2 separate regions of the Homo sapiens genome follow, and region 2 is linked to region 1. The links are chromatin loops, found by intact Hi-C in ENCODE. Cell type or tissue: HepG2. All regions are shown on one strand. Links, peaks and the distances in the headings refer to the core of each region. The heading gives the core; the rest is flanking DNA.

The links. A loop is a pair of places that touch in the nucleus more often than their neighbours do. Peaks named below come from ENCODE experiments on the same cell type or tissue, not always from the same donor. Only the 100,000 strongest peaks of a DNase experiment are listed, where the experiment ranks them.
Region 2: a loop joins it to region 1, with 3 times the contacts of the local background. A loop is called at or near these places in 2 of 110 quality-filtered maps.

What each region holds. Positions count from the first base shown.
Region 1 is chr1:169,139,727-169,156,474 of GRCh38, reverse strand. The region is part of intron 11 of NME7 (NME/NM23 family member 7); the gene reads left to right. Among named protein-coding and RNA genes, the nearest start is that of ATP1B1, 41 kb to the right of the region's middle. In HepG2, for the core only: no CTCF peak of the experiment used is centred there; DNase peaks (open chromatin) are centred at 7,774 and 11,224; H3K4me3 peaks cover 779 bases.
Region 2 is chr1:169,243,945-169,260,692 of GRCh38, reverse strand. All of the region lies in intron 7 of NME7 (NME/NM23 family member 7), which reads left to right. Among named protein-coding and RNA genes, the nearest start is that of NME7, 120 kb to the left of the region's middle. RefSeq lists enhancers at 2,777-3,381, 3,382-3,987. In HepG2, for the core only: no CTCF peak of the experiment used is centred there; a DNase peak (open chromatin) is centred at 9,692.

The sequences.
Region 1 (16,748 bases), core at 3,638-11,637:
AGACACAATCATTGGACTAAAAGTGACCTTACAGGGGGCATTTAAGAATCTCCAGGCATTTTGTCTCAGCACTTTTTGCATCTTCTCTACCTATTCCCTGGGAAATGGTTCTCAAACAGTAGCACAATTCCTGGATGGCTTTTTAATTTTTTTTTTAATTTTTTTGAGACAGAGTCTCACTCTGTCACCCAGGCTGGAATGTAGTGGCATGATCACAGCTCACTGCAACCTCGACCTCCCAGGCTCAAGTGATCCCTCCTCAGCCTCCCTAGCAGCTAGGACCACAGGCATGCACCGTCATGCCCCACTAATTTTTTTTTGTAGAGACAGGGTCCCCCTGTGTTGCCCAGGCTGCTCTAGAACTCCTGGGCTCAAGCAATCGTCCCACCTTGGTCTCTCAAAGTGTTGGAAATTACAGGTGTGAGCCACCATGCCTGGCTGGGCTTTTTAAAAATACGGATTGCTGGGCTGTACCCCCCAGTGTCTAGTTCAGTAGACCTGAGATAGAGCCTGAGAATTTGCATTCTAACAAGTTCCCAGTTAGTGCTGATGCTATTGGTTTAGAGTACCACACTTGGAGAGCCACTGTTCTGAGCCAAAAAACACTGTGCACTCTCCATTAAGTCAAGTTGTTCTCTTGATTAATTTTTGTCAAGCTGTTGTCAGATTTGACATTTCACAGACCTGGAACATTTCAAAAAAAAAAAAAAAACTAAACAGTAATAAAACCCACTTCAGGGATAGACACAATGATAAAGTTTTTAAAATTTAACAAATGAAGACATTAGAAAAATTTGTTTCCCATCATCATCGTTTTGTTTTAAAAGGACATTTAATCACCAACAGCATTTTATCACAGAATAATGGACTGTCTCTTCAACTGAATAAATTCAGCTTTACCTGAAGCTCACTTTATTGCTATTGCATGCCAAAGGCATGATGGTCGAAGCAGTCCACTTCAGGCACAGGCAAAACAGCATTGCATCTTCTGTAGATCATTTTAAAACAATAATAGAATCCACTAATAGTTTGTCTGCTTTTTGTTATCACCATAAACAGGCAGTTCCAAACAACGTCAGTGAGAAAATACTGCCCCTTCCCCAGGGTGGACTACTCCTGCCAACCCTTGCTTCATCACTGCTTTGTTGCCCTCATTTTTCCCATTTTGCCAGAAAGCAGTGAAATGTCATCCTAGACCCTCACCATCTGGTGGTTGGGAGCAACTGGGCTAAGTTACACATGCTTATGGAGTCTTTGATTGATAATTTTATTCAAACTTGATATGGAAAACATATATCACATTTCATAGGTCAAAGAGGAATGTAAACTAGTTGAGTCCTGCGAGTGGTGATTTTATCTATGTTAAAGAAAATTGGGACAGGTGCTGTGGTAATCCCAGCACTTTGGGAGGCTGAGGCAGAAGGATTGCTTGAGCCAAGGAGTTCAAGACCAGCCTGGACAACACAGCAAGACCCTGTCTCTATCTTAAAAAAAAATTTTTTTAAATTATACAAATTTTAAAAACATATTTTAAAAATAAAGAAAAAATCCTTTATAATTATTTGGAGAAATAGAGTATTCTTTAACACTTATACATGGGCACAAATATTTTTAAAAATATTTATTTAACTAGGACTAATGGACAAAGGTAGAAAATTCTGATTTTTTTTTTTTTTTTAGACAGAGTCTTGCTCTGTCGCCCAGACTGGAGTGCACTGGCTTGATCTCAGCTCACTGCAACCTCCACTTCCCGGGTTCAAGCGACTCTTCTGCCTCAGCCTCCTGAGTAGCTGGGACTGCAGGTGCACGCCACCATGCCCATCTAATTTTCATGTTTTTAGTAGAGACGGTGTTTTACCATATTGGCCAGGCTGGTCTCGAACTCCTGATCTGCTCACCTTGGCCTCCCAAAGTGCTGGGATTACAGGTGTGAGCCACCGTGCTTGGCCTCTGATTTTCAAATTCAAAATAAAAAGCCAGAGATTTTTTTATAATATTGAGTTCTTCAATGTAACATGAGGAATTAAAAATTAATTTTATCTCCTTAATCCATGGCTTAATTTTAAGTTAACTACCACATGTTATTTTATTTAAATTTCATTCATTCATTGATATGAATCCGCAGTCATTTCACCAGGTATTGTTTTGAAGATACACATTTCTGCCCAGCACAGTGGCTCACACCTGTAATCCCAACACTTTCGGAGGCTGAGGTGAGAGAATCACTTGAGCCCAGGAGTTTGAGACCAGCCTGGGCAACATGGCAAGACCCAGTCTCTAAAGAAATACAAAAATTAGCCAGGTGTAGTGGCATGTACCTGTGGTCTCAGCTACTCCAAAGGCTGAGGCAGGAAGATTGCTTGAGCCTGGGAGGTCAAAGTTGCCATGAGCTGTGATCATGCCACTGTACTCCAGCTGGATGACAGAGTGAGATTCTGTTTCAAAAAATAAAATGTGATTATCCCTATTTGACTGGGCACAATAGCTCACACCTGTAATTCCAACACTTTGAAAGACCAAGGCAAGAAGATCACTTGAGCCCAGGAGTTCAAGACCAGTCGGGGCAACAGAGGGAGATGTCTCTACAAAAAATAAAAAAAAAAAAAAAATTAGCCGAGCATGGTGGCAGGTGTTTAAAGTCTCAGCTAGTCAGGAGGCTGAGGTGGTAGGATCTCTTGAGGCTGGGAGGTTCGAGATTGCAGTGAGCCATGATCACATCACTGTACTCCAGCTTGGGTGACAGAACGAAACTTTGTCTCAAAGAAAAAGAAAAGTAGAGGGTTTAGATGGAAAAGATAAAAAAAAATGTAAAATTAAATTGTAATATAAAATTAAACACCAGCATAAGAGAATGTTACCAGATAGTGTATGATGAAGTGTTAGAAACAGTAAGTATGAGAGTTCAATGGAGAGCAGTATGAGTGTGGCTGAAGGGGGTCAGGAAAATTTCATGAAATAAATTTCATGAATTTAATGAAATGGTATTTGAAGAATAAGGCAGATTTTTATACACACAGAAAAAGAACATGGCAGGCTGGTTTTAGGAGACATTGAGTTCCTCTGGTTGAAGTGGAGGGTTCCTTTGGTAGAGTATGGGAGATAAATTTGGAAATGTAAATTAGAGCTAGATTGTGGAGACTTTGGAAAGCTTTCTGATGGCAATAATGAACATTATGGTAACAGTGATAAAAATAATAACTTTAATTTACTAAGCAATATATACCAGGTACTATGCCAAATTGTTTACCTGCATTACCTAAAAACTCTGTTGAATAGTTTCTATTATCTCCATTTTATATGCTAAGAGAGTGAGGCTCCCATAGGTGAAATGACTTGGCCAGGATCACCCCACCAATGAGTGGCAGAGAGCTGAAATTTGAACCCAAGTTTGTCTAAGTCCAAAACCAGTGTTTCTATACAGCAAACTAGGTCAACGATGACAAAAGTGTTTCAATTCAAGTGCCAGTTTTTGATTTATTGATAAAACTACAACCAAATAGAAAAAAAAAATCACCATGATGGATTACTGATGTTTGCTGTAAATGCTGGATGGGAGTTTCTTGGTATGTATGACACACAGTGGCTACTTAGGCTCTAGAAAACTGGAAGCCATCAAAGGTTTTTGAACAGGGAAGTGACTCGATAAAGGTTCCAAAACTTTAACCAAGCAGCAGAGTTTAAGGTGAGTAGATAATAGGAGTAATGGACGCGTATACTCTGATCATCCAGTAACAAGTCTTAAGGACCTGGTAGTCTAAAATAGGACCATTCAGAAATTTTCTTCTCCTTCAAGTGATCTATTTCTACTATCAAGGTGTAATTCTTTGAAGAGTATCTGTCTCCTCCCCTGTCCTCTATGATCCATGAGAACAGTGACCTTGTGTGTTTTGTTCATTCCTCAATTCTCCAGTGGGTAGGCATTCAATATAGTTTTCTTAAATCCAGTAATAATAAAAGCAATGATGATCATAGAAAGCACTCACTTTGTGCCCAGACTGGGTTAAGTACTTTCAGTACAGCAAATGCATATGGAATCAGACTACCTGGGTTTGAATTCTAGCTCTGCCACTTACTAGCTGTCCAAGCAAGCAGGTTAAACTCTTGTGCCTGAATTGCCTCATCTTTATGGTGGGAATAATAATAGTACTTACCTCAGAGAGCAGCAGCAAGAAATAGATTAGGTGATATAGGTAAAACAATAAGAATAGGAAGTATTCAATTAAATATTGGTTATTATTATTATCTTTTTAAATTATTATCTTTACCATTCTATACTTAACTTGTCCATTAGAAAATAAATATAGTAGAGTCAAAGGAAAGGCTATATATAACTTCTATGGCAGGCCTGTTTCGTGTCAGGCCTGTTAGGCTCTTTTATAAATGATATCCCAGCTAAGTTAAAACTCTAATTTCACTGTCAGAACTTACTTAATTATCTTTTTACCAAATATAAAACCCACACAAATCTGGATTTTCTTTTCATTTCAACTGATTATGGGCTTTAACAAATCTGGTTTCAAATAATGTATTTTTAAAGATAAATTGGAAATTTATCATGGGAGGGCTCCCATGAGGATGCAAGGCAGGCTGAGGAGGCAGGCTTCAGATCAGGTCATGTAGGGGCAATGAACCCGAGGGAGGAGGCAGATGGACAGAGGACATAGACAGAGGGAGGGGGTCTGCAGAGGGAAAGAGATACTGACCGAGGTCTGGAATGACCATCTCTACCAAGAGGCCCTCTGCCTCCCACAGGGTGTCCAGACACTGGTGCACACATTCTTACCCAAGGGCCTGGGCTGGCACAGCCCTCAAGAAGGTGGCACCCACTCTGGCAGTCAGTGGGTCTGGCCTGGTGGAAGGATCATCACAGGCTTCAGGGGGCTGGACAGCCTGGGGGGGACTAGCGGAGGTCATCTCTTCCAGCCTCCTGCCCTCAACCAAGTCCAGCTCTGAGCCCTGGGTCACCGAGGGCCACCCTGGATTCATTGGAATCCCTCCACCTCCAGTAGGTCAAGTTCTGTAGAGGTCTGAGGATGGTGGTCAGCTGGGGAGTCAGGAGCGGGTGAAGAGGGTCACAGTTCTACCAAAGCCTTGTCCAGTCATCCTCCATCCCCTCGAGGCCTCTTCCCTGATCTCCCACTCCATCCTGCCACTTCACTCATTTCATCAGCTGCCCCTGAAGCACCCGGGACTCAGGACTGGTTTTATCTTCCAAGGCCTTGGTGAAGGGCTGGCCCAGGATCTACAGCCACACCTCATACAGCACCAGCTCTGCCTTCCCGCCTAGAGCAATGAGGGTGGAGATGGCATCAGCCTGGGCCCCCTCTCCTGGAAGCCCTGGGGTGGGACTCATACCCAAGCTCTAATGCTCCAATCCAGCAGTCAACCAATGTTAGTCTAAGGGCCCATCCCTTGCTGCCTGTTTTTGTGCGGCCCATGAGCTAAGAATGGCTTTCACATGTTTAAATGGTTGAAAAACATCAAAAGTAGAATAATATTTTGTGACACATGAAAAGTATGTGATATGCAAATTTCAATGTCCATAAATAAAGTTTTATAGGAACATAGCGGGGAAAAGGCTTTTATTCTTTTAGTGTAGCCTTTTATGTTTGAAGAGCAAATTATATTGCCTTGCAAGAAATTCAAAGGTCAGTACCCAGGTGCTAGCCTCTGTACCTATCTGAACTTGCTCCTCTTTTTTTTTTTTTTTTCCTTTTCCAGCCTCTCTTCTCATCATATAAACCCTCTTGTCTGTCACCTGGCAGTACAATTAAACTCATGGATGATTCCCTTTTGTAGCTGAAGTTTGAGAGGCAAAAGTTAGCTGGTTAATAGAAAGGAAGTGAGAATACATGTTTTTTCTAGACAACCAAAATATCCCTTTGCCTACTGTTTATTAAAAACAAATAAAATCAAAAGCTTGTTCCATCACCACTAAGCAATGCTTGTCTCTATTTTGTAGGCCTTTACTATGATGATCTTCAGTAATGTTAATATATTAAGTGAGTTTGGCCAATTCTTGATCTTTTATCATAATGGAGAAATTAAGGGGTTAGCAAGGGCCCTTGAAATCCAGAGAGATACTAGCAACTATTTGTCCATTAAATGCAATGTATTTACAATATACCTTACCTTTTTTATAACAAGTATACAGATAGACTAGCTTGCCCTTAGACTCTTAAATATATTTTTCTCAGCTGTCTTATAGAGCACAAAAATATTTGTTATGGGCTTAATATGCACACACACACATACAGACATACAGAGTAAATTAGAGACAATATATATACATATTGTAAACTAGAGACAGAGTCTCATTCTGTCACCCAGGCTAGAGTACAGTGGTGCAATCATAGCTCAATGCAGCCTTGAATTCCTGTGCTCAGGCAGTCCTCCACTGTCAGCCTCCAAGTAGCTGGGACTACAGGCATGCACCACCATGCCCAGCTAATAAAATAAGTATTTTATAATTGAATGGAAGTGATTAAGAATCATGAAGGGACCCAAAGTCATAAACTAGAAAGATGTTAAAAGACTGGCTCATATCAGAACTGTATAATCCGAATTCAATAAGTCAGTATCACAGTAATCTCCCCTTATCCACAGTTTTGCTTTCCATTGGTCCCAGTTACTCTCAATCAACTGTAGTTCAAAAATATTTAATGGAATATTCCAGAAGTAAGCAATTCGTAAGTTTTAAATTACACACCATTCTGAGTAGCATGATGCAATCTCATGCTGTTCTGCTTTGACCCTTCATCATCACAAGAAGGATGAATACAGTACTTAAGATGTTTTAAGTGAAAGACCACATTCACAACATAACTGTAATTACAGCATATTGTTATAACTGTTCTATTGTATTGTTACTGTTTTTGATCCCTTAACTGTGCATAATTTATAAATTCAACTTTATCATAGGTATGTTTGTATAAGAAAAAACATAGTATATGTAGGGTTTGGTACTATATGTGGTTTCAGGTATCCGCTGGGGGTTTGGGATGTATCCCCTAGGGATAAGGGGGAAATACTGTAATAACCAAATATAATCCTCTAGCAGTAGAGAGAAATGTGTAACTAAAATATTAACTTCTCTTAGTTAAATATTATTTATTTTATTTTTTTATTATTTTTGAGATGGAGTCTTACTCTGTCACCCAGGCTGGAGTGCAGTGGCAGGATCTTGGCTCACTGCAACCTCCGCCTCCCAGGTTCAAGCAAATCTCCTGCCTTGGCCTCCCGAGTAGCTGGGACTACAGGTATGCACCACCACACCCGGCTATTGTTTGTGTTTTTGGTAGAGACAGGATTTCACCATGTTAGCCAGGCTGGTCTCAAACTCCTGACCTCAGGTCATCCACCCACCTCGGCCTCCCAAAGTAGGATTACAGGCGTCAGCCACTGCGCCCTGCAAGTTAAATATTACTTAAAACTAACAAATAGATATGCTCACTAGTGCTCTTATTTCTAGTAATCTTGAAGTTGAAAGAACTTCCAGAAGAGCATTGGTATAGAATATATTGTGTGTATGGGCATCTTGTGAAAGAGAAAACTGAGAAAAGATGCCAAGGACAATACATGTATGGGTACATGGCTTTGATCCACATATCAAGTAAGGGAGACAAAGTGCCCTTTTTAACCTGTGACTTTTGTGTCTACTCACCTAAGACAGCTGGTATTGTGTTCACATTACCAACCACCAACACTGTCCAGTCCCTTCATTTTCCTGGCTCTGGAAGACTGAGGAGAAAGATGAAACCAATTCACTCATTGTGCTTTGCTCTCTGCAGTTTGACCCTGAACTCTTGACTTTGGTCTGCTCCCTGCCTCATTTTTCAGTCAGTGACTAAGCAGTTTTTGAGTTAATAAGTAACTCTTAGGTGACTGATTAAAAATTCTAGGAGGTGACTTAGAAAGGAGTCTAAAACATGGTTGCCCTAATAGAATTCATCCTGTTTTTCATTCATAAAATATTACAGCTACTCCCACTTTGGCTTTAGGGTGAAAATTGTTAAACCTACTACTGTTCTTTGTCCTTTAGACAGTTATGGGCTTTCCTGTTTTAAGAGGAAACAGAAGACTAGTCTAACAGGAAAATATTAGGCTCAATGTTTTCAAGAGCACATGTATTGAGAAGGTTTTGCAGGTTATGGAAAGCTTTTAAAGAAATGAGTCCGGGTGCAGTGGTTCACACCTGTAATCCTAGCACTTGGGGAGGCCAAGGCAGGTCAATCACTTGAGGTCAGGAGTTTGAGACCAGTCTGGCCAACGTGGCAAAATCTTGGCTCTACAAAAAATACAAAAATTAGCCAGGTGTGGTAATGTGCACCTGTAGTCCCAGTTACTCAGGAGGCTGAGGTAGGAGAATCGCTTAAACCCAGGAGGTGGAGGTTGCAGTGAGCAGAGATCAAAGCACTGCACTCCAGCCTGGGCAACAGAGCGAGACTCTGTCTCAAAAAAAAAATAAAATAAAAGAAACTTGAAAGAAATTTTCTTTCAAGAAATTGAAATTATTTCTTTCAAGAAATAATATTGTATGAGCAATTTTCTGTGAGATAATTGTGAAAGAAGTTATAACAATCGCTATATCCTTCTCACCTTTAATCTGAATGTTAATTTAGCCACAAAGATAGCAATAAGACAACATCTTGAAAGTATCTTATCCACAGCAAAGTCACACTTTCTTAAGCATAGATGAAATCCAAACTACTATAGTCGTTACTTTTAAATCTCATATTGGGCAAATGCTTACTTGATATAGTTACGAATTTGATACAGTCATGCTCTTGATGAAGTTTAAAAGATAGCTCTGCTATTAAATTTATTTGCATTAACTCTTTCTTATTGCTTATTGATTTTTTATTTTTATGTATATGGTAGGAATATTAACTAGCTTGTAGGGAGTCCTGGCCATATGCCAAGCATTGGTCTAAGTGTTTTATATGCATTAATTGACGACTTCATTTACAGATGAGTAACTGAAACATAGAAGAGTTAAGCAACTTCCCCAGGGCCACACAGCTAGAACATAACAGAGCACAGACTTGAACCCAGGCAATCTGGGTCCAGAATTTATACTCTCTAACCTCACTGCCTTTCTGTGTGATCTTAAATGTAACAAGTATTATTTCTTTAGAGTTCATGATAGGATGGGGAGTGAGACTAGAAAAACTAAGCATGAGGGAAGATATAATAGGAAATAGAGTCAGAATATTTGGCCTCCCTCAAAAGTAATTAGAATGATTAGATATTTACTTAGGTTTTATCCTTATTAACTGATATTTTTATTCACAAACTTGTCCAACTCAGTTTTAGATTAAAAATATAAAGTTATTTATTCCTTAAAAAATTCTTAACTATCAAGCTGCTGTATTGTCAGCAGCAAGAGGCCTTTGAGTTCTTGAGGGGGATGAGAGAAGGTCACGTGCCCCTGGAATTCCAAAGGATTATTCTGATCTCACTGTGATTTCACTGTGCTTACCCATGAGAGGGGCATAGTCAGTATTTGTTGAATGACCAAGTACATAATTCTCATCTCCCATTCTAATAATAATGTGTCATATGAGGAACAAAATCACAAGTACTTTCTCCTCTTTGTCCCCATTGTCCTTATACATACTTCTGTTAACATACTTGGTGTATTGTTAAATAATTATTTGTTTCTGTGTAGTTCACCCCTTAGTGTGAACTCCTTGAGGGCAGGGGCCATGTCTTACCTTTGTATCCCAAGAACCTAGCCTCTGTTTATCAGTAACTTAGTTGATTATTGACAAATGGCTGTGGAAGGAAGGGAAGGAGTAAGGCAGACCTAGAGCTGATATCCTTGTGTATTTATTTTACATTTATTAAAAGGTCATTGGGTTTAATCATTTGAGGCTTTTGAAATATATTCAAAGATGATATTTCTTGGATTTGATATGACTCCTCTGATTTAACCCCTGGGAAGAGGTCACTGGGATTTAAAGAATATGTATGTTATAGTCTGTCCCTTAGGTACACCACCTGATTTTATTGCTAAATTATGTCATACTCCAAAGGGCTTTGGCTGTACTTTTGGTGAGTTTATCTGTAATTATTGATAAATACATTCATTTTTGCTTAATTTATACAGAATGCCTGTGTGAATCACCCCAAATCACTGTAGCATTTAAATTTCCATCTCATGGTATAGCTATGGACTAGGAAGTCTGCCTTGGAAATTAGGGCTTATTCTTTGAAAAACCACAGATGTATTTATTATTTGAGACAAATGTGTAGTATGGGATCTTTTCTCCCTCCGATAATATTAAATGCTGTGTTCTCACTTGTAAGTGGGAGCCAAACAATGGTTACACATGGACATACATAGGGAAATAATAGACACTGGGGACTCTAAAAGCGGGGAGAGTGAGAAGAGGATGAAGATTGAAAAATTGCCTATTGAGTACAATCTTCACTATTATGGTTACAGGTATGCTAGAAGCCCAAACCTCACCATCACACAATATATCTATGTAACAGACCTACACATGTACCCTCTGAATCAATAAAAATAATATGAAATGCTGTATCTCTCCACTTTTTACTTTCTTCTTCAGGCCCACTATACTCTCATATTATACCACATTTAGCTCACATCTCTTGTGGTATGCACTGTGCACTCACAATTGTGCTGGATGCTGTTTTTGTTTCTAGGGGTTATAACAATTCGATTTTCCTCCATAATTCTATTTCTTGTTTTTAAATTCGGGTCAACATACATTGTGAATTCCATCTTTGTTGTAAGCACACCCTTATTTACTGCTTTTACTGACCTTGTCATCTTACAGAATAGTCTACTCTATCAGTGAGTGATATCTCCCATTCTGTCATTACCACTATGGTCTGAGCAAGAGTAGGGGCTGGAAAGAGGCTACAATGAGGCTATCTATGGATTTTCAGTGGGTAATTTTAAAAACTGTGCCTCCATGGAAGCTTCTGATAATGCTTCTGTCCTCACCTCCACCCCGCCTCCCACTGTGCTTCTATAACTGGCCTTATGACAACAAATGAATCTGGCATAAGAGAGAAGAGCACCAGAGTAAGTGAAACAGAATTGAGTGAATTAGCCGTCTCGTTGGATTCTACCCAATCACACTGTGAAAGTCCATTATGCATTATGCTTATATTCCATTGTGTAATGAATGGTAATTCTTCTAATGATAAATACTGGTCCCCTTTGGTACCAACCTTAGAGTTAGAAATAGCTTAATCTGTTGAGTAAATGAATAAAAACCGCAAGTTGAAAACAGCAAAAATAATTTCTTTGCTTGGAATATCAGTGTACATATCTTTCCGTGCAAAGTTCTCCACTTTTCTCATTACCCATTAACTTGTTTGTTACTCTACAATCTCCATCTGAGAGCTAAAATCTGCTGCTTACTATTCACAAGGCAGAGAGAATTATAAAACGTTATACAATAGTAGCACACAGCATAGCTTTGAATCTTTCCATAAAGTCATCATAATGGTACGTTTTCTGAGTATTGCCTTCAGTTTGTTTTAATAAAGAATTCATTGTTCTAGTGTTTACATGATGATTTTCTGTAACAGAAACTGATACTGACATTGATACCTTAGGCTAATGCAATTTTTAGTCATTTTACTGGGGTAAAAATAACTTTGTTGTATAATAAACAAATTGCTGAAGCAATCCTCCTGCTTCAGCTTCCAGTAATTGGGATGGCAGGTGCACGCCACAGTGCCTGGCTTCTTCTCACATTGATAATTTTGGTCCTTCTCAGGTTAACATACATTTATTGAAGGCCTGTTTGTGCCATTCACTGTTCTAGGCACTACGGCTAAATAAGACACACTCCTCATTCTCAAAGAATTTAACATTCTCCAGGAAAAATTGTTATCGAAATTGACATCAGAAAGTAAATGCTAGGAGATTGATCCTTCCTGGGTTTCATGAAAGCCCCTATCAGGAAGTAAATGCTAGGAGGTTGATCCTTATTGGGTTTCAGCACAAGAATCAGATGAGCCTCCTGTTAGATATGAAATCTGCTCCAAGTATTGGAGGATATGTTAAAAAAAACAAAACATAGAATAGTATTCCAGGCTGAAGAAATAGTGTGTATGTTGTATAATATATTCTCTTGTAATGGCCTTTGTGGATAATTACACATTGCAAGTATTCAATTTTATTTGCTAGTATTCCAGTTTGTCTTCTCATTTGAGGGATATTATGTATCCATTCTCTTAGCTCTTTACCTTGGTTTTTTATTTTTGTCTTTGTTTCCTGAGATGGAGTCTCACTATGTTGCCCAGGCTACAGTGTAGTAGCTACTCACAGGAGCAATCCCTAATTCCATGTAGGGAAACTACATGGAATTTGATATAGCATAGCTTAAAAAGACATTAGAGAATTGCAGATGAGCATGGAAAGGTAGCTAAGGCTCAAGTCATATAATTATTTTATGCCAAATTTAGGAGTTTGAAATTTATTCATAGGGTTAGTCCATGGACTGACTGGCTGAAATTGTTTGCAAAATGTTGTGGATGTATTCATTCTGGGGGGGAAATGGTCCGTAGCTTATTAGATCTCAAAGTTGTCCACAATAAAAAAAAATTGTTGAGAATATTTGCAGTGAAAAGTTTAAGTAAATGCCCATACTGTTCACTAATTAGAGTGAAGTAAGGCATAACCATATCCATGTTTCATATTACAAGAAATGTGATGTACAGAGCTGTCAGTGCAATGAATGGAAGTTGCCAGGAAGACTTCTGTAGCCAAAACTAAACCGTAAATTCATTCATTGAACATTTCACTGAACTTTTCCTATACACCAGAAATTGGTAAGCACTGAGGAGACAGTAATGAACAAGAGCTCCTATTCAGACACACATTCCATTCAGGGCTCATAGTCTAATGAGGAAGGCAGACATTAATCAGATAATCACAAAAGGAAATGGACAAGTATAAATTCTGATTATTGCTGTGTAGTGAAAGACAGGATGAGTTGTAATCGGGGAACCTGGTGTAGATGGGGGATTAAGAAAGGTTTCCTTTAGCAAATGGCATTTGAACTGAGGCCTGAAATGAGTGTCAGCTGAGGAAAAAGGTAGTTGACTCCAGGCCGAGAAAATAGCACTTGCTAAAGCCCTTATGCGGGGAATTGGTTGGTGTGTTTTAGAAAAGGAAAGAAGAAATATAAAATGCAAAAAAAAAAAAAAAAAAGCCTGAGGTGACACTGGAGAAATAGAGATTGGGCCATGCAGGGCTTTGTGGGCTATTTTAAGAATATGGATCTTTATCCTCAAAACATCAGGAGGCAACCCTTGAGGGGAATGGGCGTTGACATAATCAGGTTTATAGTTTTTAAGAGGTCTCTCCAGTTACCATGTGGAAAATGGACTGAAGGGGGTCAGGTTGGGATAGATTTGTTAAATAATAGTATAACAACTGAAAATACATTGATACCATGTACTTTAATTTATGGGTTGTTATAAATTCATAAAATGTGTCTAGGCATTAGTTTCTCCATGTGGAAAATGATGAGGCTGAACTTGTAATTCTCAAAGCTTGGACTCCCCTACAAATGAGCTGAATAATTGATCCTCTGAGACCTGGAGGCAGCAGCTCCAATCCTTAACCACTTCCTGTGCCGGCTCCAGGATGCCATGCGAGAATGAGCATTTTCTAGGTGCACCATGAGGTGACAAAGATTGAGAGGCCCTCCTCTAAACCCCTTTCCTGCACTAACATTCCATGATTCTAGGTTTTGAGGAAATCAAATTCTAATCCGACACCTTGGTTTTACCATTGAGGAATGTGTTGCCCAAAGAAGGAAAATGGCTCACCTAAAATTGCATGGCTTAGTGTATAGAACATTACTCTCCTAACTAGTAATCCTGGGTTTTTCTAGTTTGCCATACTGTCTCTGTATCCTTTGTAAGCAGTATAATGAATTATTATAATTATCAAATTGCAGGTGCTTCTTTTTCTTTCCTCTATTTATGAACAGAAGTACAGTTTATTCTTTTTTGATTACCAGTTAAGAATTTATTGCTGTAAGTCATCAAGCATCGTTTTACTAAAACTTGAAGACTAGAAATGGAGAAATTAATTCCTAGGAAAACAACACATCTTATCTTATTCTGGCTTAGCTGAAAATATTGCAAGACTAGCATTTCTATTTCAAAATCAGCCCAAAGGCTGTGAGCATACAGAAGTGATGAATAGAAAGATGTTAGCTGAGCTCTTAATGACTTTTACTTGATTTGAACTTGAGTTCAAAGGTAAATCAAAAGTTTAAAGTTGAACTTGAATCTTACTATGCCATATAGGCTTTCCTTAGCCTTCTGGAAAATCTAAAGTATAAGGGAGGTCCAGGAGTATAGTGATTCTGGGCACAGACTCTGGAGTCAGGTGGTCTGAGTTCAAATCCCCAGCTTCTCCTCCTACCAACTTCATGACTTAGGAAAAATTACCTTTCTCAGACTCATTTTATCTACTTGAAGAGTAGAAATAATGACATTTCACAGTAAAAATTAAATGAAGCAATATATGAAGTAATTTTCTCTTAAATCTTAAATTACCTCAGCATATGCTTTCACAATTTCTTTCCAATTTTAAGTGACAAAGTCCATCCCAGCTATTCACTTCATTATCTCATGAATTCTGATTATGTATTCTCTCAGCTTTTATCCAATCTAAGAGCTTTTTCACTTTTCTCATCTGTCCTTATAAAAAAAAAGGCATTCCATCTTCTAAAAAATTTTTATTTCTATTTTCTAACTCTATTATTTTTGTCTTGGAGCTTTTCTAACTGAAATGTGTATGAAGTATAGCAATAGGAACTTCCCAAGAAATAAAATATTCTGTGGTTTGTTTTTCTTGTAAAGAGTACTGTAATTCCTTGGGTTTAATTGACAACATCCTTTATGAGGACACTCAGCATATCAGCATTGATGGCCTCGTAGACAGCAGTCTTGGCCCAAGTATTCAGGGAATGACGAGGACATACTCCAAGATCCTTTTCCCGAATCACTGTTTATTGTTTATAAAACTCATCTTGTAAGCCTGCTTTATTTCCTTATCAATACCCAAGGTAATCCTGTTGAAGTTTACTCTGCTTTTCTGCCCATATTCCCCACTTCATCTTTTGAGGCCTACCTGTCTCCTTGGCACATTATCCATGTTAAGTGCCTCCAAGGTACTGTGGATACTAGTAAATGCCAAATTAAGTGAGGGGTTTTATTCTTTCCCCAGATCACATATAATGATATCAGATGGGCTTGGTTTGGGCTCTGATTTCGGAGGCACCTACTTTGACTAACTATCTAGGACAGTAGTTTTCTTTTTTTTTCTTCATCCAGAAACTTTATTGTAAATCATTTGTCAACAAGATCTGCATTTCTAATTTCAGTTTGTCATTCCTCTGAGGCACAGAGAAAGGAAAAGATGAGATTAGGGTTAATGTTTATTGAGCACTATGTATAAAGGATCTTATTTAGTCCTTATAAACAATACTAGGGCAGTGGCTTTCAACCCCAGTGGACATCAGAAGTGTCTGTGAAGCTCTTTGAAAATGTGGACGTCTAGGACCTACCCAAGACCTAATGAATCAGACTCTCCAGGGTGGGGGTGTAAGCATCTACTTTTTGGTTCTTTAAAGATCCATAGGGTGATTGTGATGTACAACCAAGTTGAAAATCACCAATCTTGAGAACTGGTCTTTATATCTACAATTTCTTTTATTTGAAATCTTTTTTTTTTTTTTTTAAGGATAGACTGTTCCCTGTCAAAATCTTTTCTTCTCTGGGAGCCACAAAATGAATTTCTAAGAGGAAGTGTCAAGGTCACCTGAGTTTTTCCCCTCTGCTTGCTTGGCATTCATAACTGAGAAAACCCATCCCTGAAGCTTTACTGTAGCTGATTTGTAGCAGAGCCCATCCTGGGCTACTAGTTTCAGAGTGGGAACATGGGGCCATATGTCCTTTTTAAAAAAGTATTATTTGTATAATGTGCTACAACTTTATAAATTCACCCAGAAACTTACATGCCCACTAAATCCAATGAGGTAGGTTTTATTATCTTCAATTTTTAGATTAGGAGACAGGCTCAGAGAGTCTAAATGATTTGCCTAAGAGCACTAGGAAATAGTGGCTAGAATAAAACTCAATTCTTCCAACTCCAAATCTAGTACTCTTTCTGTTCTTTCTACTGATTAATATTTTTATCATTCCATTTTGAAATAATTTCAGACTTATAGAAAAGTTTAAAAAAATACTTTCCACAAGCCCTTTACCTATATTTGCCAAATGTTAATATTTTACCATGTTAATCATCCTTTCTTCTGTCTTTCTGTACATATGAATTTAATTATTTATAATATTTAACAGTATGTTATAGATGTAATTCCCCTTTATCTCTCAATACTTCAGTGTATATTTCCTAAAAACACTGATATTATCTACAGTCACCACAGAAAGTGATTGCGAATCAAGAAGTTAACATTAATACGATACTATTATCAAGGTACAGACCTTCATTTTTTACCCACAAATGTCTTCTGTGGCAAAAGAAGAAAAATAGTTTCTGGTTCAGGATCCAGTCAGGGATCACATATTGCATTTGGTTCTCACGTCTGTTTACTATCTTAGTTTTCAAAGTTTTCTTAGTCTGCCTCTGCTGTTCATGACTTGAATAATTATGTATGCTATCATCTGATAAGCTGGAATTGACAGTTCTGGCTGTCAGCACTTGATGGAGTTATTCAGAG
Region 2 (16,748 bases), core at 4,996-12,995, 100 kb before region 1:
AACCCTTTCCTCTGCAGATTAAACATCTGCGTAATTGCACAATGACAAAAGGAAGACAAGAGTTTCCTCCTACCATGCTGTGGTTCTGCTTTTCAGGCTTTTTTTTTTTTCTTCTACCCAAGAGCTGGGCTAATCTTTATGAATCTGTGATCCAGGATTCAGAACACATGATGTTACTTTATCAAGATATGTTTTAAAACATGAAAACCCAAAGTAGCATGATCTCATTTTATAAGACTTGAAAAAATGATTCAAGTTACATGGCAGATTATAAATGCTGACATTCTGGCAAGATAATTATAATTGATTCTTAGGAGGAAGAAAGAGGGACGATTTCTAAAGAAAAGGTAGTATCTTTCAGAAAAGTCTATGAAAAGCTTGGGTTTCCAAATAATAAGTTAAAACATGGGAGGAGTTGACATGAAAAATATTGAAGGGACATGGTCAGTGTAATTGATTTTTGAATGGATTAATAAATGGTACCCTTCTTTGCTTTTCTATATATTCACACATCTTACTTACTCTAGAAAACCTATGGTTCAAAGTTCTAACTTATTTTAGTTATTAGTTCTTTTCTAACCTATCACCAACTTACATCTACTATGTCTCTTTTAACACTTAGCATACGTACTGTGACTTCTATGTGTGCAAAATAGGAAGTGAGTTACTCATCCCAGTTATTTCACCAGAGCAGTTTCATGGTGGTTATTGAAGAACAGCCTTGTTATCAAAGGGAGGGTAGTCTTCTAGGATAATATTAAGGATTTCAATTTAAGCAGATTGGAAGGAACTAAAGTGACTCTAGTGTGCTTAAAAATGACTCTTGAAATTGTGGTTACAGGTCTGTGCCACAGACTTTCTTCTCCGTTTTTAAAAGTTATTCTTCAGAATATCCTGAATTTGAGGTCAGAAAATCTTTAAGCCAAATCTTATTTAAGTATTGGGCTGAATCAGAATATGAAGTTTCATATATGAAATGAAAGTTTAATAAATGAAACAAGGTTTGGCTTTGCATCATAGATTTTTATTTAATCTGTTAATGTGATTCAAAACATGCACCTCAAATTATTTGATACAGAGGTGGGAAATGCTAAGTTTTACTCAGGAATTCATCTTAGTAGAAAAATTTAGAAATACAGACAAATGTCTATTTTAAAAATCACTTACTCCTACCATCCAGAGATTCTAACTGTTTACATTGTTGCATTTTCTTCCTTCCCTTTCAAATAGAAGGAAACACAACAAAATGAATGAATTTCATAGTAATGAACTTGAGCAAAATAAGAAAGACATGAAGCATATATGCTGTATTACTCTAATCACAAAAAGTTCAAATATAGGCAAAAATCAACCACATATTTCAAGAATTCATATGTAGGTGGTAAACTATAAAGAAAAGTTTATTCCAAAGTCAGGTAGGTGTCTCCCCTAAGAGAAGAAAGGGTCATGATTGGGAGGCATATATAGAGGGCTTCGAGGGTGGGCTTTTGATGTGGGTGATGATAACTGTAGATGTTCACTTTAAAATTATTTAATCTGAGCATATCTGTTATATATTTTACCATAAAAGTATATTTTATATTTTACAATGTAAAATGTATTCAATATTTTACAATTTAAAATATAAAAATTTTCAGCTATATCACCTTTTCCATGGCCAAAGGAGTAGTTGTGATGCTTTGTTGTTCTCAGAGACCTTACTCGCAGTAATGGTTCTGAAACGTTAGTGTGCATCAGGATCACTTGGATTAAATATAGATTCCTGGGCCCTGACTCCAAAGTATCTGATTTGGAATATCTGGTTTAGAGCCCAAGAATCTGCATTTGTAATAAGTTCCCAGGTCATGCTAAAGATATTTTTGCATGGACCACACTTTGAGAATCACCAGATAGCAAAGCTGTACCTATCTATAGAACCATGCTGGGGAATAACAGAAGAAAATGGAGGCCCATATTCAGTGTATATAGTATATGCTTACAACAGAAAAGGAGCAAGAATTATATACCTTGTGATCCGTGTTGTGGTATTAGTCTATTTTTAAGTCTATCTATGAATGGCAATATAAGCCTTGCCAGTGCTGAGGGAATCAGAGCCATTTAAAACAAACAAAAGAAACAGTGTTCTTATAATAAGATGTCTAAATTTGTGAATTTCCTTAACTGTGACTTTGGAAAGTTAGAATAAGTAAAAATCAACGTACCTGTTTATTAAAAAAAATGTTGTGCAAAGGCTAACTTTGAGAATGAGAAGATATATGTGTGTGTGTATGTGTGTGTGTGTGTGTGTATATATATATATATATATATATATATATATGTTTTATTTTATTTTATTTTATTTTTTTTGAGACAAGGTCTTACTCTGTCATCCAGGCTGAGTGCAGTGACCTGATCATAGCTCACTGGAACCTCAACCACAACCTCCTGCAGTCAAGTGATCCTTCCACCTCAGCCTCCCAAGCAGAGCAGCTGGCACTACAGACACGTGCCACAACACCTAGCTAATTTCTTATTTTTTGTAGAGACAGGGTCTCACTATGGTTCCCAGGCTGGCCACAAACTCCTGGACTCAAGGAGTCCTCCTGACTTGGCCCCTCAAAGTGTTGGAATTATAGGTATGAGCCACTGTGCCAGGCCTATGTCTTTTTAAAATAGAAACAAACACTCAAACTAATTATAGGTAAGGAACAACATTTATTTACTTTGTGTTGTTCATGTTAAAGTTAATGGATCCATGGTCTTGAATTATCATTTCAGTCTTCTTTCATTGTGTTTGCTTGAAAAACTAAGAGATTTCCTCAGCAGAAACCTTTTAAGCCAGAAGGGATTGGAGTTTTATCTTTAGCCTTCTTAAAGAGAATAACTGTCAGTCAAGAATTTTGTATCCAGAACAAAACTAAGTTTTGTAAATGAAGGAGAATTAAAGTCATTTTCAGACAAACAAATGCTGAGAGAATTTGTTACTACTAGACCAGCTCTATTGAAAATGCTAAAAGGAGTTTTAAACTTTAAAAGAAAAAGGCAATTATGAACCAGAATAGAACCTCTTGAAAGCATAAAACTAATGGGGCCTATAAAACAATAACAATAAAGAAACCAGAGGGGGAGGAGCCAAGATGGCCGAATAGGAACAGCTCCGGTCTACAGCTCCCAGCGTGAGCGACGCAGAAGACGGGTGATTTCTGCATTTACATCTGAGGTACTGGGTTCATCTCACTAGGGAGTGCCAGACAGTGGGCGCAGGTCAGTGGGTGCGCGTACCGTTCGCAAGCCGAAGCAGGGCGAGGCATTGCCTCACTTGGGAAGCGCAAGGGGTCAGGGAGTTCCCTTTCTGAGTCAAAGAAAGGGATGCCGGACAGCACCTGGAAAATCGGGTCACTCCCAACCAAATACTGCGCTTTTCTGACAGGCTTAAAAAATGGCGCACCACGAGATTATATCCCGCACCTGGCTTGGAGGGTCCTATGCCCACGGAGTCTCGCCGATTGCCAGCACAGCAGTCTGAGATCAAACTGCAAGGTGGCAGCGAGGCTGGGGGAGGGGCGCCCGCCATTGCTCAGGCTTGATTAGGTAAACAAAGCAGCCAGGAAGCTCCACCTGGGCGGAGCCCACCACAGCTCAAGGAGGCCTGCCTGCCTCTGTAGGCTCCACCTCTGGGGGCAGGGCACAGACAAACAAAAAGACAGCAGTAACCTCTGCAGACTTAAATGTCGCTGTCTGACAGCTTTGAAGAGAGCAGTGGTTCTCCCAGCATGCAGCTGGAGATCTGAGAATGGGCAGACTGCCTCCTCAAGTGGGTCCCTGACCCCTGACCCCCAAGCAGCCTAACTGGGAGGCACCCCCCAGCAAGAGCACACTGACACCTCACACGGCAGGGTATTCCAACAGACCTGCAGCTGAGGGTCCTGTCTGTTAGAAGGAAAACTAACAAACAGAAAGGACATCCACACCAAAAACCCATCTGTACATCACCATCATCAAAGACCAAAAGTAGATAAAACCACAAAGATGGGGAAAAAACAGAACAGAAAAACTGGAAACTCTAAAAAGCAGAGCGCCTCTCCTCCTCCAAAGGAACGCAGTTCCTCACCGGCAACGGAACAAAGCTGGATGGAGAATGACTTTGACGAGCTGAGAGAAGAAGGCTTCAGACGATCAAATTACTCTGAGCTACTGGAGGGCATTCAAACCAAAGGCAAAGAAGTTGAAAACTTTGAAAAAGATTTAGAAGAATGTATAACTAGAATAACCAATACAGAGAAGTGCTTAAAGGAGCTGATGGAGCTGAAAACCAAGGCTCGAGAACTACGTGAAGAACGCAGAAGCCTCAGGAGTCGATGCGATCAACTGGAAGAAAGGGTTTCAGTGATGGAAGATGAAATGAATGAAATGAAGCGAGAAGGAAAGTTTAGAGAAAAAAGAATACAAAGAAATGAGTAAAGCCTCCAAGAAATATGGGACTATGTGAAAAGACCAAATCTACGTCTGATTGGTGTACCTGAAAGTGATGGGGAGAATGGAACCAAGTTGGAAAACACTCTGTAGGATATTATCCAGGAGAACTTCCCCAATCTAGCAAGGCAGGCCAACATTCAGATTCAGGAAATACAGAGAATGCCACAAAGATACTCCTCGAGAAGAGCAACTCCAAGACACATAATGGTCAGATTCACCAAAGTTGAAATGAAGGTAAAAATGTTAAGGGCAGCCAGAGAGAAAGGTCGGGTTACCCTCAAAGGAAAGCCCATCAGACTAACAGTGGATCTCTCGGCAGAAACCCTACAAGCCAGAAGAGAGTGGGGGCCAATATTCACCATTCTTAAAGAAAAGAATTTTCAACCCAGAATTTCATATCCAGCCAAACTAAGCTTCATAAGCGAAGGAGAAATAAAATACTTTACAGACAAGCAAATGCTGAGAGATTTTGTCACCACCAGGCCTGCCCTAAAAGAGCTCCTGAAGGAAGCGCTAAACATGGAAAGGAGCAACCGGTACCAGCCGCTGCAAAATCATGCCAAAATGTAAAGACCATCAAGACTAGGAAGAAACTGCATCAACTAACGAGCAAAATAACCAGCTAACATCATAATGACAGGATCAAATTCACACATAACAATATTAACTTTAAATGTAAATGGACTAAATTCTGCAATTAAAAGACACAGACTGGCAAATTGGATAAAGAGTCAAGACCCATCAGTGTGCTGTATTCAGGAAACCCATCTCACGTGCAGAGACACACATAGGCTCAAAATAAAAGGATGGAGGAAGATCTACCAAGCAAATGGAAAACAAAAAAAGGCAGGGGTTGCAATCCTAGTCTCTGATAAAACAGACTTTAAACCAACAAAGATCAAAAGAGACAAAGAAGGCCATTACATAATGGTAAAGGGATCAATTCAACAAGAAGAGCTAACTATCCTAAATATATTGCACCCAATACAGGAGCACCCAGATTCATAAAGCAAGTCCTGAGTGACCTACAAAGAGACTTAGACTCCCACACAATAATAATGGGAGACTTTAACACCCCACTGTCAACATTAGACAGATCAACGAGACAGAAAGTCAACAAGGATACCCAGGAATTGAACTTAGCTCTGCACCAAGCGGACCTAATAGACATCTACAGAACTCTCCACCCCAAATCAACAGAATATACATTTTTTTCAGCACCACACCACACCTATTCCAAAATTGACCGCATAGTTGGAAGTAAAGCTCTCCTCAGCAAATGTAAAAGAACAGAAATTATAACAAACTATCTCTCACACCACAGTGCAATCAAACTAGAACTCAGGATTAAGAATCTCACTCAAAACCGCTCAACTACATGGAAACTGAACAACCTGCTCCTGAATGACTACTGGGTACATAGCGAAATGAAGGCAGAAATAAAGATGTTCTTTGAAACCAACGAGAACAAAGACACAACATACCAGAATCTCTGGGACACATTCGAAGCAGTGTGTAGAGGGAAATTTATAGCACTAAATGGCCACAAGAGAAAGCAGGAAAGATCCAAAATTGACACCCTAACATCACAATTAAAAGAACTAGAAAAGCAAGAGCAAACACATTCAAAAGCTAGCAGAAGGCAAGAAATAACTAAAATCAGAGCAGAACTGAAGGAAATAGAGATACAAAAAACCCTTCAAAAAATTAATGAATCCAGGAGCTGGTTTTTTGAAAGGATCAACAAAATTGATAGACCACTAGCAAGACTAATAAAGAAAAAAAGAGAGAAGAATCTAATAGACGCAATAAAAACTGATAAAGGGGATATCACCACCAATCCCACAGAAATACAAACTACCATCAGAGAATACTACAAACACCTCTACGCAAATAAACTAGAAAATCGAGAAGAAATGGATAAATTCCTCGACACATACACTCTCCCAAGACTAAACCAGGAAGAAGTTGAATCTCTGAATAGAACAATAACAGGATCTGAAATTGTGGCAAGAATCAATAGCTTACCAACCAAAAAGAGTCCAGGACCAGATGGATTCACAGCTGAATTCTACCAGAGGTACAAGGAGGAACTGGTACCATTCCTTCTGAAACTATTCCAATCAATAGAAAAAGAGGGAATCCTCCCTAACTCATTTTATGAGGCCAGCATCATTCTGATACCAAAGCCAGGCAGAGACACAACCAAAAAAGAGAATTTTAGACCAATATCGTTGATGAACATTGATGCAAAAATCCTCAATAAAATACTGGCAAAAGGAATCCAGCAGCACATCAAAAAGCTTATCCACCATGATCAAGTGGGCTTCATCCCTGGGATGCAAGGCTGGTTCAATATACACAAATCAATAAATGTAATCCAGCATATAAACAGAGCCAAAGACAAAAACCACATGATTATCTCAATAGATGCAGAAAAAGCCTTTGACAAAATTCAACAACCCTTTATGCTAAAAACTCTCAATAAATTAGGTATTGATGGGACGTATTTCAAAATAATAAGAGCTATCTATGACAAACCCACAGCCAGTATCATACTGAATGGGCAAAAACTAGAAGCATTCCGTTTGAAAACTGGCACAAGACAGGGATGCCCTCTCTCACCACTCCTATTCAACATAGTGTTTGAAATTCTGGCCCGGGCAATTAGGCAGGAGAAGGAAATAAAGGGTATTCAATTAGGAAAAGAGGAAGTCAAATTGTCCCTGTTTGCAGGCGACATGATTGTATATCTAGAAAACCCCATTGTCTCAGCCCAAAATCTCCTTAAGCTGATAAGCAACTTCAGCAAAGTCTCAGGATACAAAATCAATGTGCAAAAATCACAAGCATTCTTATACACCAATAACAGACAAACAGAGAGCCAAATCATGAGTGAACTCCCATTCACAATTGCTTCAAAGAGAATAAAATACCTAGGAATCCAACTTACAAGGGATGTGAAGGACCTCTTCAAGGAGAACTACAAACCACTGCTCAAGGAAATAAAAGAGGATACAAACAAATGGAAGAACATTCCATGCTCATGGGTAGGAAGAATCAATATCGTGAAAATGGCCATACTGCCCAAGGTAATTTATAGAATCAATGCCATCCCCATCAAGCTACCAATGCCTTTCTTCACAGAATTGGAAAAATCTACTTTAAAGTTCATATGGAACCAAAAAAGAGCCCGCATCGCCAAGTCAATCCTAAGCCAAAAGAACAAAGCTGGAAGCATCACACTACCTGACTTCAAACTATACTACAAGGCTACAGTAACCAAAACAGCATGGTACTGGTACCAAAACAGAGATATAGATCAATGGAACAGAACAGAGCCCTCAGAAATAACACCGCATATCTACAACTATCTGATCTTTGACAAACCTGAGAAAAACAAGCAATGGGGAAAGGATTCCCTATTTAATAAATGGTGCTGGGAAAACTGGCTAGCCATATGTAGAAAGCTGAAACTGGATCCCTTCCTTACACCTTATACAAAAATCAATTCAAGATGGATTAAAGACTTAAACGTTAGACCTAAAACCATAAAAACCCTAGAAGAAAACCTAGGGATTACCATTCAGGACATAGGCATAGGCGACGACTTCATGTCTAAAACACCAAAAACAATGGCAGCAAAAGACAAAATCGACAAATGGGATCTAATTAAACTAAAGAGCTTCTGCACAGCAAAAGAAACTACCATCAGAGTGAACAGGCAACCTACAAAATGGGAGAAAATTTTCGCAACCTACTCTTCTGACAAAGGGCTAATATCCAGAATCTACAATGAACTCAAACAAATTTTTAAGAAAAAAACAAACAACCCCATCAAAAAGTGGGTGAAGGACATGAACAGACACTTCTCAAAAGGAGACATTTATGCTGCCAAAAAACACATGAAAAAATGCTCATCATCACTGGCCATCAGAGAAATGCAAATCAAAACCACAATGAGATACCATCTCACACCAGTTAGAATGGCAATCATTAAAAAGTCAGGAAACAACAGGTGCTGGAGGGGATGTGGAGAAATAGGAACACTTTTACACTGTTGGTGGGACTGTAAACTAGTTCAACCATTGTGGAAGTCAGTGTGGCGATTCCTCAGGGATCTAGAACTGGAAATACCATTTGACCCAGCCATCCCATTACTGGGTATATACCCAAAGGACTATAAATCATGCTGCTATAAAGACACATGCACACGTATGTTTATTGCGGCATTATTCACCATAGCAAAGACTTGGAACCAACCCAAATGTCCAACAATGATAGACTGGATTAAGAAAATGTGGCACATATACACCATGGAATACTATGCAGCCATAAAAAATGATGAGTTCATGTCCTTTGTAGGGACATGGATGAAACTGGAAAACATCATTCTCAGTAAACTGTTGCAAGAACAAAAAACCAAACACTGCATATTCTCACTCATAGGTGGGAATTGAACAATGAGATCACATGGACACAGGAAGGGGAATATCACACTCTGGGGACTGTTGTGGGGTGGGGGGAGGGGGGAGGGATAGCATTGGGAGATATACCTAATGCTAGATGATGAGTTAGTGGGTGCAGTGCACCAGCATGGCACATGTATACATATGTAACTAACCTGCACAATGTGCACATGTACCCTAAAACTTAAAGTATAATAAAAAAAAAAAGAAAAAAAAAAAAAGAAACCAGAGTATCTAGGTAACAAGTAACAGGATAACTGGAACAGTACCTCACATCTCAATATTAACATTGGATATAAATTGCTTAAATTCTCCACTTAAATGATACAGATTGGCAGAATGGATTTTAAAAATCACAAACCAAATATATACTGTCTTCAAGAGACTCACCTAATACATAAAGATTCATATAAACTTAGGGTATAGGAGTGCAAAAAGATATTCCACTCCAAATGGAAACCAAAAGTGAGCAGGAGTAGGTAGTCTTATATCAGATAAAACAGATTTTAAAGCAACAACAGTAAAAAAAGACAAAGAAGGTCATTATATGATGATAAAAGGATCAATCCAACAAGAAGATATTATATTCCTAAATTTATATACACTTAACACTGGAGCTCCCAGATTCATAAAACAATTACTATTAGACCTAAGACATGAGATAGACATGAAATAATAATAGTATGAGACTGCAACAGTCCACCGACAACACTAGACAGATCATCAAGACAGAAAGTCAACAAAGAAATAATGGACCTAAAGTGCACTCTAGAACAAATGGACCTGACAAATATTTGCCGAACATTCTACCTAATAACTGCAGATTGTACATTCTTTTAATCAGCACACAGAACATTCTCCACAATAGACCATATGCTAGGCCACAAAACAAGTCTCTATAAATTTTTAAAAATCGAAATGTTATCAGGTATCTTCTCAGACCACAGTGGAATAAAACTACAAATCAACTCCAAAAGTAACCCTCAAAACTATACAAATACATAGAAATTAAACAATCTGCTCCTGGATGATTTTTGAGTTAACAGTGAAATCAAGATGGAATTTTAAAAATTCTTTGAAAGGAATGATAATATTGACACAAGTTATCAAAATCTCTGGAATATAGTAAAAGCAGTACTAAAAGGAAAATTTATAGTGCTAAATACCTACATTAAAAAATCTGAAAGATGATAAATTGACAACCTAACATCATACCTCAAGGAGCTAGAGAAAGAACAAACTAAACCCAAAGCTAGCAGAAGAAAAGAAATAACAAAGATCAGAGCAGATCTAAATGAATTTGAAACAGCAGCAACAACAACAACAAAAATACCAAAGATCAATGACACTAAAAGTTGGTTTTTCAAAAAGATAAACAAAGTTGATAGACCATTAGCTAGATTAACCAGGAGAGGTTAAAGTAAGTTCAATTAGAAATGAAACTGGAGACTTTACAACCAACCCCACAGAAATAAAAAAGATCATTTGAGACCACTGTGAACACCTCTATGCACACAAACTAAAAAATCTAGAGGAAATGGATAAATTCCAGGAAACATAAACACTCCTAGATTAAGCCAGGAAGAAATAGAAACCCCGAACAGACCAAGAACAAGCAGTGCGATTGAATCACTAATCAAAACAATTGCCAAGAAAAAAAAATAGCTTGGGGCCACATGGATTCACAACTGAATCCTACCAGACATTCAGAGAACTGGGACCAATCCTACTGAAACTATTCCAAAAGATTAAGAAAGAGGGATCCTCCCTAACTCATTCTATGAAGCCAGTATCATTCTGATACCACAACCAGGAAAAGACATAAGAAAAAAAGAAAACTACAGACCAATACCCCTGATGAACATAGATGCAAAAATCCTCAACAAAATACTAGCTAATTCAAGCAGCACATCAAAAAGATAATACACCATGACCAAGTAGGTTTCATTCCAGGGATGCAGGGATGGTTTAAAATATGCAAGTCAATAAATGGGATACATCTGATAAAAGGAATTAAAAAGAAAAACTCTATGATCATCTGAATAGATGCAGAAAAAGCATTTCATAAAATCCAGCATCCCCGTATAAAAAAACTCAACAAACAGATATAAAAGGAACTTTACCTAAAACTAATGAAAGCCATATATGACAGACCCACAGCTAACATCATAATAAATGGGGAAAAGTTGAAAGTATTCCCCTTGAGAACTGGAACAAGACAAGGATGCCACTTTCACCACTTCTATTCAGCATAGTGCTGGAAGTCCTAACCAGAGCAATCAGGCAAGGATAAGAAACAAAGGGCATCCAAATTGAAAAAGAGGACATCAAGCTATTGCTGTTCATGAATAATATGACTGTATACCTAGAAAACCCTAAATACTCCTCCAAAAGACTCCTGGATTTGACAAATGAATTCCGTAGTCTCAGGTCACAAAATCAATATACACAAATCAGTAGCAGTGCTATACACCAACAATGACCATGCTGAGAATCAGATCAAGAACTCAGTCCTTTTCACAACAGCTGGAAAAAAATAAATTACCTAGGAATATATTTAACCAAGGAGGTAAAAGATCTCTACAAGGAGAACTACAAAACACTGCTGATAGAAATCATAGATGACACAAACAAATGGAAACACATCCCATGCTCATGGATTGGAATAATCAATATCATGAAAATGACCATACTACCCAAAGCAATCCACTGATTCAGTGCAATTCCTATCAAAATACCAACATCATTTTTCACAGAATTAGAAAAAACAATTCTAAAATTCATATGAAACCAGAAAAAGAACCTGAATAGCCAAAGCAATCCTATGCAAAAAAACAAACAAACAAGAAAACAGACGTAGAGGCATCACATTATCAGATGTTTGCCACAAGGCTGTAGTTACAAAAATAGTGCTGGTATAAAAGTAGGCACATAGAGCAGTGGAACAGAATAGAGAACCCAGAAATAAAGCCAAATACTTACAACCAACTGATCTTCAACAAAGCATAGAGAAACACAGGCTGAGGAAAGGACACCTTATTTAATAAATAATGCTGGGAAAACTGGATAACCACATGTAGAAGAATGAAACTGGATGCTTATCCCTTACCTTATACAAAAATCATCTCAAGATGGTTCAAAGATGTAAATCTAAGACATGAAACTATAAAAATTATAGAAGATAACCTAGGAAAAACTATTCTGGACATTGGCTTAGGCAAATAATTCGTGAGTAGGACCCCAAAAGCAAATGCAACTAAAATAAAAATAAATAAATAGGACCTAATTAAATAAAAGAAACTTCAGTACATTAAAAGAAATAACTATCAGAATAAATAGACAACCCACAGAGTGGGAGAAAATATCTGCAAACTATACATCTAGCAAAGGACTAATATCTAGAATCTACAATGAACTCAAGTACATCAACAAGAAAAAAAAATCCCATCAAAATGTGGGCAAATAACATGAATAGACATTTCTCAAAAGAGGATATAAGAATGGTAAAGAACATATGAAAAATGCTAAACATCACTGATCATCAGGAATATGCAAATTAAAAATACAATGAGATACTGCCTTACTCCTGCAAAAATAGCCATTATTAAAAAGTCAAAAAATAATAGATGTTGGCATAGATGTGGTGAAAAGGGAACACCTATACACTGCTGGTAGGAATGTAAATTAGTACAAACTGTATAAAAAACAATATGGAGATTTCTTAAAGAACTAAAAGTAGATCTGTCATTTGATTCAGCAATCCCACTACTCAGTATCTACCCAAAGGAAAATAAGTGATTATATTAAAGACACTTGCACGCATATGTTTATTGCAACACAATTCACAGTTGCAAACGTATGGAACCAATCTAAGTGTCCATTAACGAATGAGTGGATAAAGAAAATGTGATATATATACACCATGGAATACTACTCAGCCATAAAAATAATGAAATAATGTGTTTTGCAGTAACTTGGATGGAGCTAGAAGCCATTATTCTAAGTGAAGTACTCAGGAATGGAAAAACCAAAAACCGTATGTTCTCACTTATAAGTGGGAACCAAGATACGGGTATGCAAAGGCATACAGAATTCTATGATGGACTTTGGCGACTCAGAAGAGGGAGGGTTGAGGGGGGTGAGGGATTAAAAAACTACTTATTGGGTACAATGTACACTACTTGGATGATGGGTGCACTAAAATCTCAGACTTCACCACTATATAATTCATCCGTGTGACCAAAACCACTTGTACCCCAAAAACTATTGAAATAAAAAAATTTTAAAAACTGAGATTTTCATATAATGAGAATAGCCCCTGCATAATAACATTCATGAAAATCTCCTAGAAACATGGATTTGGCTTCTAATGGGACATTTGCTTACTCCAACCACATAGAGACTGGCCTCTTAAGATTAGGAAGCAGCTCACTCTATCCATAGCTGGCAGTACCCTGTGCTGTAGAAACTTAATTTTACTTTGTGATTGTGTGGTTAACTTTTCTGTATTAACCTGACTTTGACTTTAGACTTCATATGACCTATTTACCCAATCTTACACAGTTTTCAGTTTCCAGCCTATCTACTCAGTACCGTACTTTATTTTGTTTTTCTTAGACTGTCCTTGTTTTAAAACTGTGATCTTATTTCAACCAAGGTATAGCTGTTCTTAGCTTCCTTTGCATGCTGAGCCTGTCTTTCTTCACAGTGAGGAGGAACCCCTGACTACTCTTTCCTGGAAATCTTCATTCCCATAGGTCTTCTCTGCTGTCCCTATGATGGTATGGAGCCTGTTTTTATTATTTTCTACTCACTTAATTGCATCTTGATGAATTTCAGTACACAAAGTCACCATATTGTAGGTATATCTACAAAGGTGTTGTTATACTGGACCAGATGCAGTGGCTTATGCCTGTAATCCCAGCACTTTGGGAGGCTCAGGTGGGAAGATCACTTCAGGCCAGGAGTTTGATACCAGTCTGGGCAACAGTGAGACCCTGTCTCTACAAATAATTTTTAATAATTAGCTGGGCATGGTGGCACATGCCTGTAGTCCTAGCTGCTTGGGAGGCTGAGGTAGTTGAATCACTTAAGCCCAGGAGTTCAAGTCCAGCTTGAGTAACATAGCAAGGCCCCACCTCTAAAAAAAAATACAAATAAAATAAAGTTCTATTGGTTACTCTTTTTACTACCTTGTAAGGAATGTACAGCTTGTTCTTGTTAGGAAATTGGTAAGGAAAAATGTGAATTTCAGATTTGGGTATGTGGTGTTAGTGGAGGATCAGAAATCTATTGGATGAATTAAATCTGTCTTTTAAAAGCTACTTTCTACTAATGTGGGTTTTATGATCACCTGATGGATTAATTTGAGATCCATTAAGACCTAAGTGCCTTACTGGTTCCCAATTTAACAATTCTGTGGAATCCAAACTCTTATTTATTTTGATTTGTTTTTACTTTTTTGAGACACGGTCTCGCTCTGTCACCCAGGCTGGATTGCAGTTGTGCCATCTCAGCTCACTGCAACCTTGGCCTCCTGAGCCCTAGTGATCCTCCCACCTTAGCCTCCTGAGTATCTGGGACTACAGGCACACACCATCATACCTGGCTAATTTTTTTTTTCATATTTTTTGTAGACATGAAGTTTTACCATGTTGCCCAGGATGGTCTGGAATCCAGACTCTTGTCTGCAATTGATTTAATATAATTCTACAATATTTTTCCTTATTGCAAGGCAGAAAACCATAGACATTTGTAGCTTAAACCAATCTGAGTGCTTCCATTAAAAATTACAGGAAGATTATCAGTGAAGTGGTATTGCCTAGTAACATATTGCTCTCTAGGAGACAGAAAGCTTTTCCACCTGGTTTTTATGCCTAAGGTTATTTGTTATGCATGTTTGCCAAGATTAGTATTAAATTCCTTCTGTTGACTTTAGTAACACTTGTGATTTCTTTTATATGTTAGCATTGAACATTAAACTCTCATAATCTCTAGTTTTTTGATTTGTCTTTACACTAATCATGTTTTAAAGATACACGTCTATTTTTTAGTTAAAATGGCTTTGAATTTTATTTCACTAGATTTAAATTTTAAAGGAAATCATATCCTTCCAATTTGATTTAAATTGGTTATGGTTATTAATATTAAACATGTCTATTTTAGGCACCAGTTTTATTAGTTCGTGTACTCTTGGCTACATCACGATTAAAACTTTTCTTTCAGTTTCTTTCCAAAATAAACTGCAAGATTTCCTTGTTGACATTTTTTCATTTTTAAAAATCGTTTCGTTTTATTTCCCACCACCCCTGTTTATTATATGGATTGTGAAGCAAAGCATACAGGTGATAGTGAATTATCTTGTACAACAGCCTGGTCGCTTCTTTAAATTTCAGTTTTGTAAGTTGTTTTGCTCACCAAAGTGTCCTTTTCATGGGCTCTCATGCTCGTGAGTAGGGTTTTGTTGTCATCTGTATCTTGCTGTTACATCCAGTAAGTTTAACATTCATGGTAACGATATTTTTCAAGTGTTTCTACAGTGTAAGGGGCTCATTGGCTGCAAGATTGCTGTGAGGTATATTATAGATGATAGATACTATGATTTTCTGTTTATTTGTTTTATTTTTGTTGTTGTTGTTCTGAGACAGAATCTTGTTCTGTCACCCAGGCTGGAGGACAGTGGCATAATCTTGGCTCACTGTAAGCTCTGCCTCCTGGGTTCAAGCGATTCTTGTGCCTCAGCCTCCCAGGTAGCTGGGATTACAGGCATGTGGCACTATGTCTGGCTAATTTTTGTATTTTTAGTAGAGATAGGGTTTCTCCATGTTGGCCAGGCTGGGCTTGAACTCAGGACCTCAAGTGATCCACCCACCTTGTCCTCCCAAAGTGCTAGGATTACAGGCATGAGCCACCGCACCCAGGTGGTAGATATTGTGATATCAAGGGAAAATATTGATGCCAGGAAAGACCTTAACATCAGAATAAGTTATTTTCACAAGAAATATTTTTGATATAGATACATGTGGCAAAATAAAACTATTAGATTATTAACTATGAAAACCAATTTTGTTAGAATTTTGAAGAATACTATGCATCTACTTTTTAACAACTTAATTTTTTTTTTTTTTTTTTTTGAGATGGAGTCTCAGTCTGTGGTCCAGGCTGGAGTGCAGTGGTGCAATCTCGGCTCACTGAAAGCTCCGCCTCCCAGGTTCACGCCATCCTCCTTCCTCAGCCTCCCGAGTAGCTGGGACTACTGGCACCCACCACCATGCCCAGCTAATTTTTTGTATTTTGTTTAGTAGAGATGAGGTTTCACCGTGTTAGCCAGGATGGTCTCGATCTCCTGATCTCATCATCCTCCCACCTTTGGCCTCCCAAAGTGCTGGGATTACAGGCGTGAGCCACCGCACCTGGCCAACAACTTAATTTTTAATGATGTTCTCTCTATTAAGCAGTTTTCTAGAACTATTAATAAACAATAAAGTGATCTTTTTTTCCTCCTTTTTCTGCCAAATTGATAAGAATCAGAATGGTAAGAAGGAAAGAAATCTTAAAGTCTGAATAATCAGTAAGTTAAGTGATGATCCTCTGAACAATTCAGAATTTACTACATATACATTCTATAACCATCTCTGTTAAAGATTTTATAGTATATATTCAGAAGATCAAACAGATGTTTCATAGCTGTATATACACATATATACACATATGTATATTTTTGCATATACATAAATTATTTAATTGAGGTACATACATATGCCAACTAAATATTTTGATTATTTATTTTATTATAATATAATCTTAGGCTCTGGGGCAAGCAAA